Regions from separate parts of the Homo sapiens genome. Here region 1 is linked to region 2. The links are chromatin contacts, found by Hi-C or POLR2A ChIA-PET in ENCODE. All regions are on one chromosome and are shown on one strand. Each heading gives the region's core, a stretch centred on a gene start or an enhancer-like site at or near the end of the contact. The rest is flanking DNA. Distances are from core to core; before and after follow the strand shown. Region 1 overlaps ANKRD22 (ankyrin repeat domain 22). Region 2 holds the start of LIPA (lipase A, lysosomal acid type).

Region 1 (6,286 bases), core at 1,618-4,117, 420 kb before region 2:
AATAACACCTAGCTCACCCTTCATGTCATAATTTAATTTTCATTTTATCCAAGAAGTCTTTTCTTACTCCCAACATTCAGTATCTCTCCCTCACAGCAACTGACATACTGTAATTCTTTTCTTAATTATGTACAATCATGTATTTAGGGCTAGCATGAATCAGGAGAGGTTTGAGGCAGTGCTGAGAAGGAAGGCACTGAAGTTCAGGCCGTAAACCCCATTTTATTTACTGCTATTTCTCCAGCATTCAACACAGCACTCAGCACATGGGAGGCAAACACTGAATATTTTTAGACTAATCTTCAGATGATGTCTTTTAAAAAGCATTTAGAGTAATACCTGGCATATGGATGGTGCTTAGTGTATGAAAGTTATCATTATTGCAATTGTCATTCTTTAATAATCAAGTCAAATCCCTGCTGTGTGCCAGTCACAGGTACCAGAGAATAAAATATGTTATCTTATCCATGTAAAATGTATCTGTCAAGTGGGGAAATAGGACAGAGACACACATACACAGAGTAAATGACAAGAAAAAAATTTTTTGGTATGGGTAGGTACATAAGCACCTGTGGAAACTGGGACGTATCAAGGGGAAAGTCAAGTGGGTGTATTTGCTAATAAACTGAGGTTCTAACATAGCCAAATATCACAATAAGTGAACTATGTTATACTCTTAAACCTAAAGGCCTACTCATGAAAGAAACATCCTAACAGAAAATTAACTCAGCAGCAATTAAAGGCAAACTTCTGTACCTTAAAAATGAAATGAACATGATACATGGGCTTTAAGTTTCACTAGAAATGCACAATTTCACAAATCACCTATTCTGTTATCCTGAAGTCTTCCCTTTACTAAGCTTTCCAACAGTTGGGCACTTCAGTGTCTCAGCATACTGTGTGGCTGATGCAGAAAGGACTGGGGCAGTTGAAACACTTGTCTCATGTCAGAAAAACAGGATGTAATTGTGGCTCTGTTACTACCTCCCCCGGTGACTGTGGACAATTCACTTCCCTACTGTATCTCAGTGTCCTCAGTCATTAAATGAAGGAGTAAGGCAGAAGTTCCCTTGGGTTTTCATATTCGATTATTTCTGGGACTCTAGTCTCAACCAACAAATCTTCCACATCACTGCTGGAGTCCAGGGTTATGTCAACACAATAGTGCTTAAATAAAACCTTCAGTGACTTGCCATTGTCCTAGCAGCAATGCCCAGTCATTTGGAGTTCAAAAATAAGTAAAACAAAACTAAATGCAACAAGACAGTGTTAAGTCACCAACTCTTAATTTTTCAATTAAATGTATTTAAAACAATACTATTATTTCATAAAAGATATTTTAACAAATACAAAGATAAATGAAGGGTATTTTAACAAAATATGTAAGAATATAATCACCAGGGGGAAAGCAGTTCTTTATATTGGGTAGATTTAGTTAGCTTTATAGAAAAATTCATTTTATTGTCCTTTTAAAAGATTTTACCATAAACTAGTGAAAATTTAATAATGGAGTGATTAGCAGTGAGCACTACTCATCAAGCATTTGGAAATTGGTGGTCTACCATGAATAGCTTGGAAACAAGTGGCTTTAGAGCTCTTTTTCTCTTTTCTCAAATATTTAAATAACTTAACAACATTTAAAAAACTAGAATATTTCATGTATTAATCTGGCTTTCCAGCTTCTCTTTAAAAATGGAAAGTTTTGGCTGGGCGCGATGGCTTACGCCTGTAATCCTAGCACTTTGGGAGGCCGAGGTGGGTGGATCACCTGAGGTCAGGAGTTCGAGATCAGCCTGGCCAACATGGAGAAACCCCATCCCTATTAAAAATACAAAAATAAAAAAATTAGCAGGGCATGGTGTCTGGTGCCTATAATCCCAGCTACTCTGGAGGCTGAGACAGGAGAATCGCTTGATTCGGCAGTGAGCCGAAATCGCGCCACTTCATTCCAGCCTGGGCGACACAGCGAAACTCTGCCTCAAAAAAAGAAAAAAAAAGAAAGAAAAAAAAGAGAAAGTTTTGCTAACACTGGGCCCATATTCCTGTAGGATACCAAATAACTGGTGCTTAGTGGCAGTGACTCCAATTCTCCACAGTCCCCACCACTCGCCATCACATTACACTGGTTCTCTTCACTCATCTATGTTACCTGCCTGGTAACATAGACCTCCAGGAGCTCTCTGCTTAGGCTTCTCAAAGTCTTTACTAAGAGCTAACTAAAAAGAAGAAGAGGAAAAGATGGGGAGTTGTTCTGCAAGAGTCACTCAGTGCTTTTGAGGGCTTTCTCAACCCCATTTGAGCAATATTATGTAAAATACTAACCCTATCTTTAGTCTTTCTTAGGCTTCCTAGATCCAAGACACAGAGTTACCAGGAAGCTAAGTGTCTTCCTTCTCGGCTGAGATGCACAAGTACAGTCATACTTCACTTCACAACAGGGATACGTTCTGAGAAATGTGTTGTTAGGTGATTTTGTCATTGTGGGAACATCACAGAGTTTACTTACACAAACCTAGATGGTAGAGCCTATTACTAATATGGTATAGCCTGTGGCTTCTAGGCTAAAAACCTATACAGCATGTTACTGTACAGAATACTATAGGCAGTTGTAACACAATTGTAAGTATTTGTGCATCTAAACATAGGTGAACATATAAAAATATACAGTAAAAATATAGCGTAAAAGATAAAATGGTACACCTGTATAGGGCAGCTCCATTATAATCTTATAGGAACACTGCTGTATATGCTGTTCATTGCTGATCGTGACATCATGTGGTGCATGACTATAATTTAATGTGAGAGTCGCACTAACGCTGAAGACTCCATGCTGTTATGAACTTGCGGTTTCCACTAGGGGGCAGCGCAGCGTAAGAAAAGCACTGACAGCGGGCAGAAGGGAAGTCCAATAGAAAGTGCTGGTTCACAAGCCAGGTATGAAAAAGAGAAGAGGTTGTCCATTTGGGTTGCTGGAAAAGCTATCATAAACCCCTTTTAACCCCTTAAGCTCTGTAATTTGGGGGCACCCTGGGTGTAGAAGAAACACACTTGGGAAATTATTATAATAACTCTATCCCCTAATAGTCTCAGAACCCTTCTGTCCATCCTCACTGCTAAAGTACTGCTTCAGATCTTCATCATTCTCACCAAGACTATTGCACACAATTCTTTCAATCTCACGTGTTCCATATGCCGTTTTTACAACTTCATCTCCTACCACTGTCTTATCCACACCCTTGATCTAAATAAAGGTATGTGTGTTATTAACAGCCATCTCCCCAGCTAGACTGTAAGCTATATAAGGGCACTGTGACTACATGAGGCTACATTTTGTCTGTACTGATTCATCATTGTACCCCCATAACATAGTGCCTGGCACATGGTAGGCATTCAATATGTACTTAGTGAGTAAATAAGAGAAGGAAGAAATTATAAGATGAGCTAACAGTTATTGAGTAGCTCAGTTATTCTATATTAATCCTCACAACAACCCTCTAAAGTAGTATTAATATACCTGTTTTGCACAGATGAAACTAAGGGAAATTGTTTTCCTTGCCCAAAGTGACATAGTTCACAACTGGCATGGCCAAGAGTCAAATCAAGGGGAATGACTGCAGAATGCGTACATTCTATCTCCAATCACTTTAGTCTTAAAAATCAGCCTTCAAAATGTCTTCTGGCTACAAGACTTCGCATTTGATATTTGTGTCCAAAATTAAGCTACAGTCTGTATTCGGGATATTGATCTGTCCACTTGTGGCACTGACTTGCTGGTTATACTGGTTATACATCCAGACTCCTTCTCCAACCTGACCTAGAATCAGCAATATCCACCAAGAGATAAGAAGTGTCATCAGAGAGTCTGCAGAAGAAACAGAAAAACGTTAAGACTCAAAGGCAAAGAAGTGAAAGTTTCAAGAAGGAAGACAAAGATCATTGAATGTGATCATTAGCAGCCATGCAGAGGCCAATTTTCATACAGTGATGGGGCTGAAGGAAGAATACAGAGGCCTGAGCACATTGTCTATGAAGAATTAGAGGATGCAATTGGAGAGGAATTGTAGTCAGTTTGGCAGTGAAAAAGCTGTTAGGGAAAGCTAGAGACTTCAAAGAGGGGGGTAGCAGTGTCCAGCCAACGTTCCACACGTTTGTAGGCAAAGTGGTGTCATCAAGTGGTTACAAATCCAGGCTCTGGAAACAAACTCTCTGGGTTCCAATCTCAACTCTGCGACTTAACAGCTATGTTATTTGGACAAGTTACCTAGACTCTTCATGCTAAGTTTCCTTCTGCTTTTGATAATCATGCCTTCTTTATAAGTTTCAGAAAGAATTAAATGTAACTGTGCAGATGAAGCACTTAGCTCAGATCTGAGTCACAGTAAACCCTCAATTAATGTTAGCTACTCTTATAATTATTAAAGCATAAGGAGCCAATGAAGATGGACAGGAGTGGTTATGAGAGGGTAGATAATTGATCAAAGAGAGTGAAGAGATGATAGGATAGAGAGCATTAAGATGGAAACATTAGTCTCCTACATAGAAGGAAAATTCTGGCTCTAAGGCCAAAGCAAGGGAGAAAAGAGAGCTACATGGATGGAAAGAAGTTTAGACTGACTGAAATTTTTGCCAGAAAGTCAGAGGTTTGATCTTCATTCATTATACTACTATATATTTGTCATAAATAAATAGATACATCTAGATAACTAATATGGTTTGGCTGTGTCTCCACCCAAATCTCATCTTGAATTGTAGCTCCTATAATTCCCACATGTCATGGGAGGGACCCAGTGGGAAGTAATTGAATCATAGGGGTGGGTCTTTCCCATGCTGTTCTCATGATAGTGAATAAGTCTCACTAGATCTGATAGTTTTATACAGGGGAGTTCCCCTACACAAGCTCTCTTTTGCCAGCTGCCATGATTGACTTTGCTCCTCATTTGCCTTTTGCCAGATTGTGAGGCCTTCTCAGCCATGAGGAATTGTGAGTCAATTAAACTTCTTCCTTTATAAATTACCCAGTCTTGGGTATATCTTTATTAGCAGCATGAGAACAGACTAATCCAATAACTAAATAAATAGCATTGACATTTAAAAAGATGAATGGATTAATGACAGGAGATGTGATTGAGACAAGGGTAGATGAGACTTTTGAGCATGATGGGGAAGATTTTGGACCATCGTAATTAAAACTGTCTACATGAAATGAATAAAAATATAAAATGGCTTTGAAAACCAGGTTGTAGAAACACAGTAAGAAGATAGAGTTGACTGAGCCTGCCATGTGAGTTTGTGATTTTCTTCAGCAAACCTAGATGAGGGAAGAGTACAGAAAGTGAAGAGGGCAAGAGCAAGGATTAGGAAACATGTCTGTCAGGCAAGAGAAATGAGAGGAGAGTGGTTTACCATTAAATTCAGTCTTAATGGGCATCATATGTAAGCCAGATAAAGACAAATGAACTTGCAAAAAGAGAGAGACAAGCAAATAGAAACACAGAGAAGGATCAGAGCACAGTTCGTACATGTGGTCTATTAGAAAAGTAACCAGTTTAGAAGTTATCAGAGAGATGTTACAGATAAACTCTGTCTAGGGATGAGAAGTCAAGGGTGGCCTTGTTGGGTATCTGATTTGGAGTAGAAACACAGGTCAAGAAGGGAGAATGAAGCTTATGGATGTTGAGGTCACTGAGGATGACCCCGGGGGACAGAAAGAAAGGGGAACTTGTGTTCCAGGGAGGTGGAAGTGGGCCCTGGAATACAGTGGACAGAAGGGAGAATGTAGAGAAAGGGCCATAAGCAGAGATTTCAAGTAAGAAATTGAACCATGGTCAAAAAACAACGGTGACCAAGAAGTAGACTGAATCAGCAGCCACCATAAGAGAAGGTGTCATAATGCCCAGGAAAAGCCAGATTTCAGTGAAGGCACAGAGGAAAACAGACTAGTAGGCGAGGAGGAGATTGAAGAGAAGGAGTATTTACCAGCAGGGTGCATGAGTTCCCATGGGCTAACCTGTGAACAGCGCTCCCTAGAGCCGTGCTCTGGACAACCTGAAAAGCTAAGACACAGGATTGATAGGGCCCACTGACTAACTTTTCTCTTCAGCCTCATCTATCAATCTCCCTTTTGCTCACAACTTTGTGGTGATTTCTGGGGCATTCCAGGTTCATTTCTGTCTTCTGGCCTTTACACTTGCATGTGACCTATATGGCGGGCTTCCTGCTAGGCCAGATCAAGTATCAGCCCATGAATCACCTCCTCAGAGAGGACTTCCCTGACCACTCAGCCTCC
Region 2 (6,564 bases), core at 831-3,330:
ATATTCACAGAAAGCAGATCAGTGGTTTCCTGGAGAGAAGGGGCAGTAAGAAAGGATCACAAAGGGGTATGCACAAATAATATTTTGGAGGTGATGTACAGGTTCATAATATTGAATGTACTGATGGTTTCACAGGTGTGTACACATGCAAAAACTTATACAATTGTACAATTGAAATATGCCATGCTATTGTATGTCAATAATACTCCAATACAGCTGTTTGTTTTTAGTTTTGTGTTTAAACTGAATATTCCACAAGTCTTAAGAAATTGATTCTCAGGAGATTGCAAAAGTGAACTGACTCCCTTCTGTTGATGGAATTCCTCCTGGGATTATTTTTTTCCAAGAAGTAGTGAACTCTGAAATTCTTTTCTTTTTTCTTTTTTCTTTTTCTTTTTCTTTTCTTTTCTTTCTTTTTTTTTTTTGAGACAGTCTTGCTCTGTCCCCCAGGCTGGAGTACAGTGGCGAGATCTTGGCTCACTGCAAGCTCCACCTCCTGGGTTCAGGCCATTCTCCCGCCTCAGCCTCCCAAGTAGCTGGGACTACAGGCGCCCACCACCACGCCTGGCTAATTTTGTTTTTGTATTTTTAGTAGAAACAGGGTTTCACCGTGTTAGCCAGGATGGTCTCGATCTCCTGACCTCGTGATCCGCCGGCCTCGGCCTCCAAAAGTGCTAGGATTACAGGCGTGAGCCACCGCGCCCGACCGTGAACTCTGAACAGGAGCAAACGTTATCCCCTTCAGTGTGCATTGGCAAAGCAAGGCCACTGCTTCTACTTACAACTTTGTACTTCTTCATGATAGGAAGGATTGTACAGCCCCAGGCTATTTTTTATCATAAATGCAACCTCCCAAAAGTCCATTATTACTAGAGAATAAGGAGTAAATTGAAAGGGAAAAAATTAAAGGAATTACCACAATTGAAAACAGAATAGCATCTGCAGGAGCTGCTTTCATTCAGCGGTTTTCCTACAGAACCTGTATCAACCGCCCAGAGGAAGGTCCATGAGAGTAACAGCTAAAGCTACTCAGCTGAAAATCTCACCCAGTTAAGTTTTCCTTCCAACACAACACTACATACTTAGTATGTTTTTCTCAACATACTAAGCCAAGCAATTCTTACTAAGAAGGAGATACTCTGAAAATCTCGAAGGAGGGGGGAAAAAAAACCTTCCAGGCTGAATTAAGTGTGCTTTTCTGGGCTGTATTAACACCTTTATCTCAGTTATTTAGACTTTGTAACAATCTGACTCAGCTTTGTACCCCCAGGACCAAGCAAAGTGCCACGTATATATTAGATGCATAGTACAGATTCTGAAAAAAGATAAGAGCAGTCCAACAGTTCAGTGGCAGAAGAAAAGGCCCCAACGCAGCATGCTATTTAACTTTCTAATAACAACAATTATTACGACTCCCATTTAAGCTCTTGCGAGGCGCCAGCCACCGCAGGCAGCGCTTCTGATCTACTGTCAATTACTCCTCCACCGACCCTATGGCAGTACCATTAATTCCATTTTTCAGGAATCTGAGGTTCACCCAGCTGAAGTACTGGAAGCAAAGTGTCAGCTGTTTAAAAAGCAGTATCGCTGGGACTTTAACCAGGATTGATGCCCAAGTCTGCTTTCGACCACGCCGTTGGCTAACAAGAGAGGTAGGATGGGATGCCTGGAGGAGCTAAGGGGAGAGCACGAGGATGCAGAGAGAGGAATCAGACATCCCTGCTGTCCTCGCGGTCCAGGAGCACTGGGCAGCTTCACTGACCGGAGACCGCGCCTGTCCAGGAAAGTGGACAGCGCCCAGGGAAGAGAGTGGGCTTCTCTCTGAAGTTGCTCTCTGAAGTTGCCCTGGTTGATTGGCAGATGCCTTGAGCCAACGCCCGCAGAAAAAGCACCCGCAGGCACCCCAGGCAAGACTCGCTGGGTCCAAACGCAGAGGGTCTTGCCGGCCGGCAGAGCCTCGGGGCGCGACCCTCCCCTTGCTGAAGGCACCAGCTTCCACGCCGCACCCGCACCTGGCAGCGCCGCGGCGCCGGCACTCTCACCTGGAGCTGTCCTGCCGGGCCGCTGTCTCGAGTCGCAGTGCCAGCTCTCAGGGGCCGGGGTGCGGATAGGGGACCTGCAGGGGGCCTGGTCTGCCTTGTCGGGAGGGCGGATGCCCACCACCCTCGGACTATTTGTTCAGCCAATCAGAGCAGCCAGCCACCGGGAAGTGCCTCGGAGACTCCGCCCCAGACCAGCGCTGCCGCTTGCCAGCCCCCCAGTTGACCCCATAGAGCATGCGCCGTAGGCGTTTCTAAGAGATGGAGCCCGTCCTCCGCCTCGCAGGCTGGCAGGTCCACAGCTCTACCAGCGCGTCGCCTACGCATGCTCTCTTAGCAAAGGCTGTTTTAGGCGGCCTTCTGCTCCGCCCCCGAAGCTCCTGCAGGGCTGGCACCTTCTGCGCCTGACAGAGAGCATGTGGGCTCTATAAATGAAAGTGAATCATGGGCTCCATTTAAAGCGCTTATCATTGTGCCTGATGCAAAGCAATCTTGCTGCTTTAAATTTTTTATTATTATTAAAGATTTGTTAAAAGAGGAAACAATATTCAATATGTACATATTATTTATTAATCATTTTCTAAAACAAAGATTTTATTGAGCACCTACTAAATGCCAGGCATTAGTAAGACAGTGGAGGTATAGAAACCAACCAAACAAGGTTCCTGTTCTCTTGTATATATTCTGATGGGAAGAGACACATCATGAATAACTATATAATACATGAGGTGGTGATAAGTGCTATAAATAACAACAAAAACAAACAAACAACAACAACAACAAACAACAAGGGGCTGGGCACAGTGGCTCACGCCTGTAATCCCAGCAGTTTGGGAAGCTGAGGAGGGCGGATCACCTGAGGACAGGAGTTCAGGACCAGCCTGGCCAACTTGGTGAAACCCCATCTCTACTAAAAATACAAAATTAGCGGGTGTGGTGGTGTGTGCCTCTAATCCCAGCTCCTTGGGAGGCTGAGGCAGGAAAATGGCTTGAACCAGGTAGGTGGAGGTTGCAGTGAGCGGAGATCATGCCACTGCACTCCAGCATGGACAACAGAGTGAGACTCCATCCCCCAAAAAAAAAAAAAAACAGGGATAAGGAGGATGATATGTATATGGTAATCAGGAAAGGACTCTTATGAAGTGACACCTGAGCACAGGCAAGGAGGTAGTTAACAGCCTTAGATACTGGAGAAAGCACATTCTGGGTGAAAATAGCAGGTACAAAGGCCCTGTGGTAGGAATATTCCTGGTGGGTCCTAGCCAGAGTGGTGAGGTCTTTGAGGCTAAAACAGAATGTACATAGTAGAAAGTAATAGAACATGAAGTCCTAGAAGTCTGGTGCCTTGGGAGCCACTTGTCAAGATCTTACCGTGTCTTCTGAGTAAGATGAGAAGCCAGTGTAATATTTTCAATAGAAGGGCAGCATAATCTAGTTTAGAAAGATCATTCTGAACTACAGAAGCAGGGAGACTAATTAGAAGGTGTATTAGTCTGTTCTCATGCTGCTAATAAAGACATACCCAAGACTGGGTAATTTATGAAGGAAAAAGGTTTAACTGACTCACAGTTTCACAGGACTGGGGAGGCCTCACAATCATGGCAGAAGGCAAAAGGCTTGTCTTACATGGCGGCACATGTGAGAGAAAGAACCAAGTAAAAGGATTTTCCTCTTATAAAACCATCAGACCTTGTGAGACTTATTTACCACCACAAGAACAGTATGGGCTAGACTGCCCCCATGATTCAGTTATCTCCCACCGGGTCCCTCCCACAACATGTGGGAATTACAGGAGCTATAATTCAAGATGAGATTTGGGTGGGGACACAGCCAAACCATATCATTCTGCCCTTGGCCACTCCCAAATCTCATGTCCTCACATTTCAAAACCAATCATGCCTTCCCAGTAGTCCCCCAAAGTCTTAACTCATTTCAGCATTAACTCAAAAGTCCATAGTCCAAAGTCTCACCTGAGACAAGGCAAGTCCCTTCCACCTATTAGCTGGTAAAATCAAAAGCAAGTTAGTTGCTTCTTAGATACAATGGGGGTACAGGCATTGGATAAATACACCTGTTTCAAATGGGAGAAACTGGCCAAAATGAAGGAGCTAAAAGCCGCATGCAAGTCCAGATCCATCAAGGCAGTCATTTCTTAAAGCTCCAAAATGATCTCCTTTGACTCCATGTCTCACATCCAGGTCACACTGATGCAGGAGGTGGGTTCCCATGGTCTTGGGCAGCTCTGCCCCTGTGGCTTTGCAGGGGGACCCTTCCTCCTGGCTCCTTTCACAGGCTGGTGTTGAGTGTCTGTAGCTTTCCCAGGTGCACAGTGCAAGCTATCGGTGGATCTACCATTCTGGGGTCTGGAGGACAGTGGCTCTCTTCTCACAGCTGCACTAGGCAGTGCCCCATTGGGGACTCTGTGTGAGGCCTCCAATCCCACATTTCCCTTCTGCACTGACCTAGCCCAGGCTCTCCTTGAGGGCCCCACCCCTGCAGCAAACTTCTGCCTGGACATTCAGGCTTTTCCACACATCCTCTGAAATACAGGTGGAGGTTCCCAAACCTCAATTCTTGACTTCTGTGCACCCACAGGCTCAACACCACATGGAAACTGCCAAGGCTTAGGGACTGTACCCTGTGAAGCCATGGCCTGAGCTGTACTTTAACCCCTTTTTGCCATGGCTAGAGTGACTGGGACACAGGCTGGGACACAAGTCCCTAGGCTGCACACAGCAGGGAGGACCTGAGCCAGCCCACAAAAGTATTTTTTCCTCCTAGGCCTCTGGGCCTGTGATGGGAGGGGCTGCCTCAAAGGTCTCTGACATGCCCTGTCAGACATTTTCCCCATTGTCTTGGTAATTAACATTTGGCTCCTCATTACTTATGCAAATTTCTGCAGCCAGCTTGAATTTCTGCTCAGAAAATGGGTTTTTCTTTTCTATCGTATTGTCAGACTGCAAATTTTCTGAACTTTTATGTTTTGTTTCCCTTTTAAAACTGAATTCTTTTAACAGCACCCAAGTCACCATTTCAATGTTTTACTGCTTAGAAATTTCTTCCCCCAGATACCCTAAAGCATCTCCCTCAAGTTCAAAGTTTCACAAATCTCTAGGGCAGGGACAAAATGCCCCCAGTATCTTTGCTAAAACATAGCAAGAGTCACCTTTACTACAGTTCACAACAAGTTTCTCATCTCCATCTGAGACCACCTCAGCCTGGATTTCATTGTCCATATCATTATCAGCATTTTGGTCAAAGCCATTCAACAGTTCTCTAAGAAGTTCCAAACTTTCCCACGTCTTCCTGACTTCTTCTGAGCCCTCCAAACTGTTCCAACCTCTGCCTGTTACCCAGTTCCAAAGCCACTTCCACATTTTTGGGTATCTTTACAATAGCACCCCATTCTACTGGTACCAATTTACTGTGTCAGTTCTTATGCTGCTAATAAAGACATACCCAAAACTAGGTAATTTGTAAAGGAAAGAGGTTTAATTGACTCACAGTTCCACGTGGCTAGGGAGGCCTCACAATCATGGCAGAAGGCAAAAGGCACGTCTTACATGGCAGCAGACATGAGAGGATATGAGAACCAAGTGAAAGGGGTTTCCCCTTATAAACCCATCAGATCTCATGAGACCTAGTCACTACCACAAGAAAGGTATGGGGAAAACTGCCCCCCATGATTTAATTATCTCCCACTGGGTCCCTCCCACAACATGTGGGCATTATGGGAACTACAATTCAAGATAATGATTTGGGTGGGGACACAGCCAAACCATATCAGAAGGCTACCACAATAGTCCAAGTGAGAGTTAATAATGACTTGGACCAGGATGGTGATAGCAGTGAAAGTGGAGAAAAATAGGCAGCTCTAGGTATGTTTATAAAGTTGAACCAATAGGACTTGCTGGTGGATTGAATACAGGTATGAGAGGGACAGTAGCATCAAGGATGGCACTAATGGAGTTGCCATGAATTTGAATGGACAAACTACCAGGAAGAACAACTTGAGAGGGAAATTAGGAGTTTGTTCTAGATGTGTTGGTTTTGAGATGCCTTTTAGAGACCTGTGTCAACTCAGGCCATGTCAGGAAATAGAAGCCACTCTAGGCATTGCAAACAGAGGACATGGTTACACAGGTAATGACATTGCTGAGAAGACAAACAGGGTTTGGGTGGCACCACAGAAATTATTAGCAACAGTGGAAAGAGCTGGGGCATTATTGGATGAAGGAAGTGTCATACCATAGACCAGAAGTTGAGCAACAGTCTCTGTCAGAGACACTACTCATGGCCAAGAAAGAGAGGAGCTAGAAATAGCTGGACCTCCCCTTCTTTCTTCCTTCTTCCTTCAGTCTTCCACAAGTCCCTTCTGAGGATCCTAGGCAGGCTAAAGGTGGCTGACACAAGAGCCTGCAGAGGTCAGACCACTCCACCCTCCACAAGACAGAGCAGAGCAGAGGTAGGACAGGGAAAGGATTTGGAACAAAAAGGAGAAGATTGGAAAAACATCCACATGGAG

What was found. A loop is a pair of places that touch in the nucleus more often than their neighbours do. ChIA-PET counts read pairs that join two places held with the same protein, here RNA polymerase II (POLR2A). Pooled maps may share reads with other maps.
Region 1: a loop to region 2 is called in a pooled map, with 4 times the contacts of the local background. The contact joins the enhancer-like site here to the promoter of LIPA in region 2. A Hi-C loop is called at or near these places in 6 of 50 pooled maps. POLR2A ChIA-PET finds 5 or more read pairs at or near these places in 2 of 52 experiments (OCI-LY7 and naive thymus-derived CD4-positive, alpha-beta T cell).

What each region holds. Positions count from the first base shown.
Region 1 is chr10:88,832,949-88,839,234 of GRCh38, forward strand. The region is part of intron 1 of ANKRD22 (ankyrin repeat domain 22); the gene reads right to left. Among named protein-coding and RNA genes, the nearest start is that of ANKRD22, 16 kb to the right of the region's middle. RefSeq lists an enhancer at 3,002-3,151. Within about 2 kb of position 2,868, at least 3 of the 41 ENCODE cell types and tissues checked have a DNase peak (open chromatin) inside an H3K27ac peak, as active enhancers do.
Region 2 is chr10:89,249,695-89,256,258 of GRCh38, forward strand. LIPA (lipase A, lysosomal acid type) reads right to left here and starts at 2,081. Exons shown (of 10, transcript NM_000235.4): 1 at 2,043-2,081. RefSeq lists an enhancer at 2,108-2,167.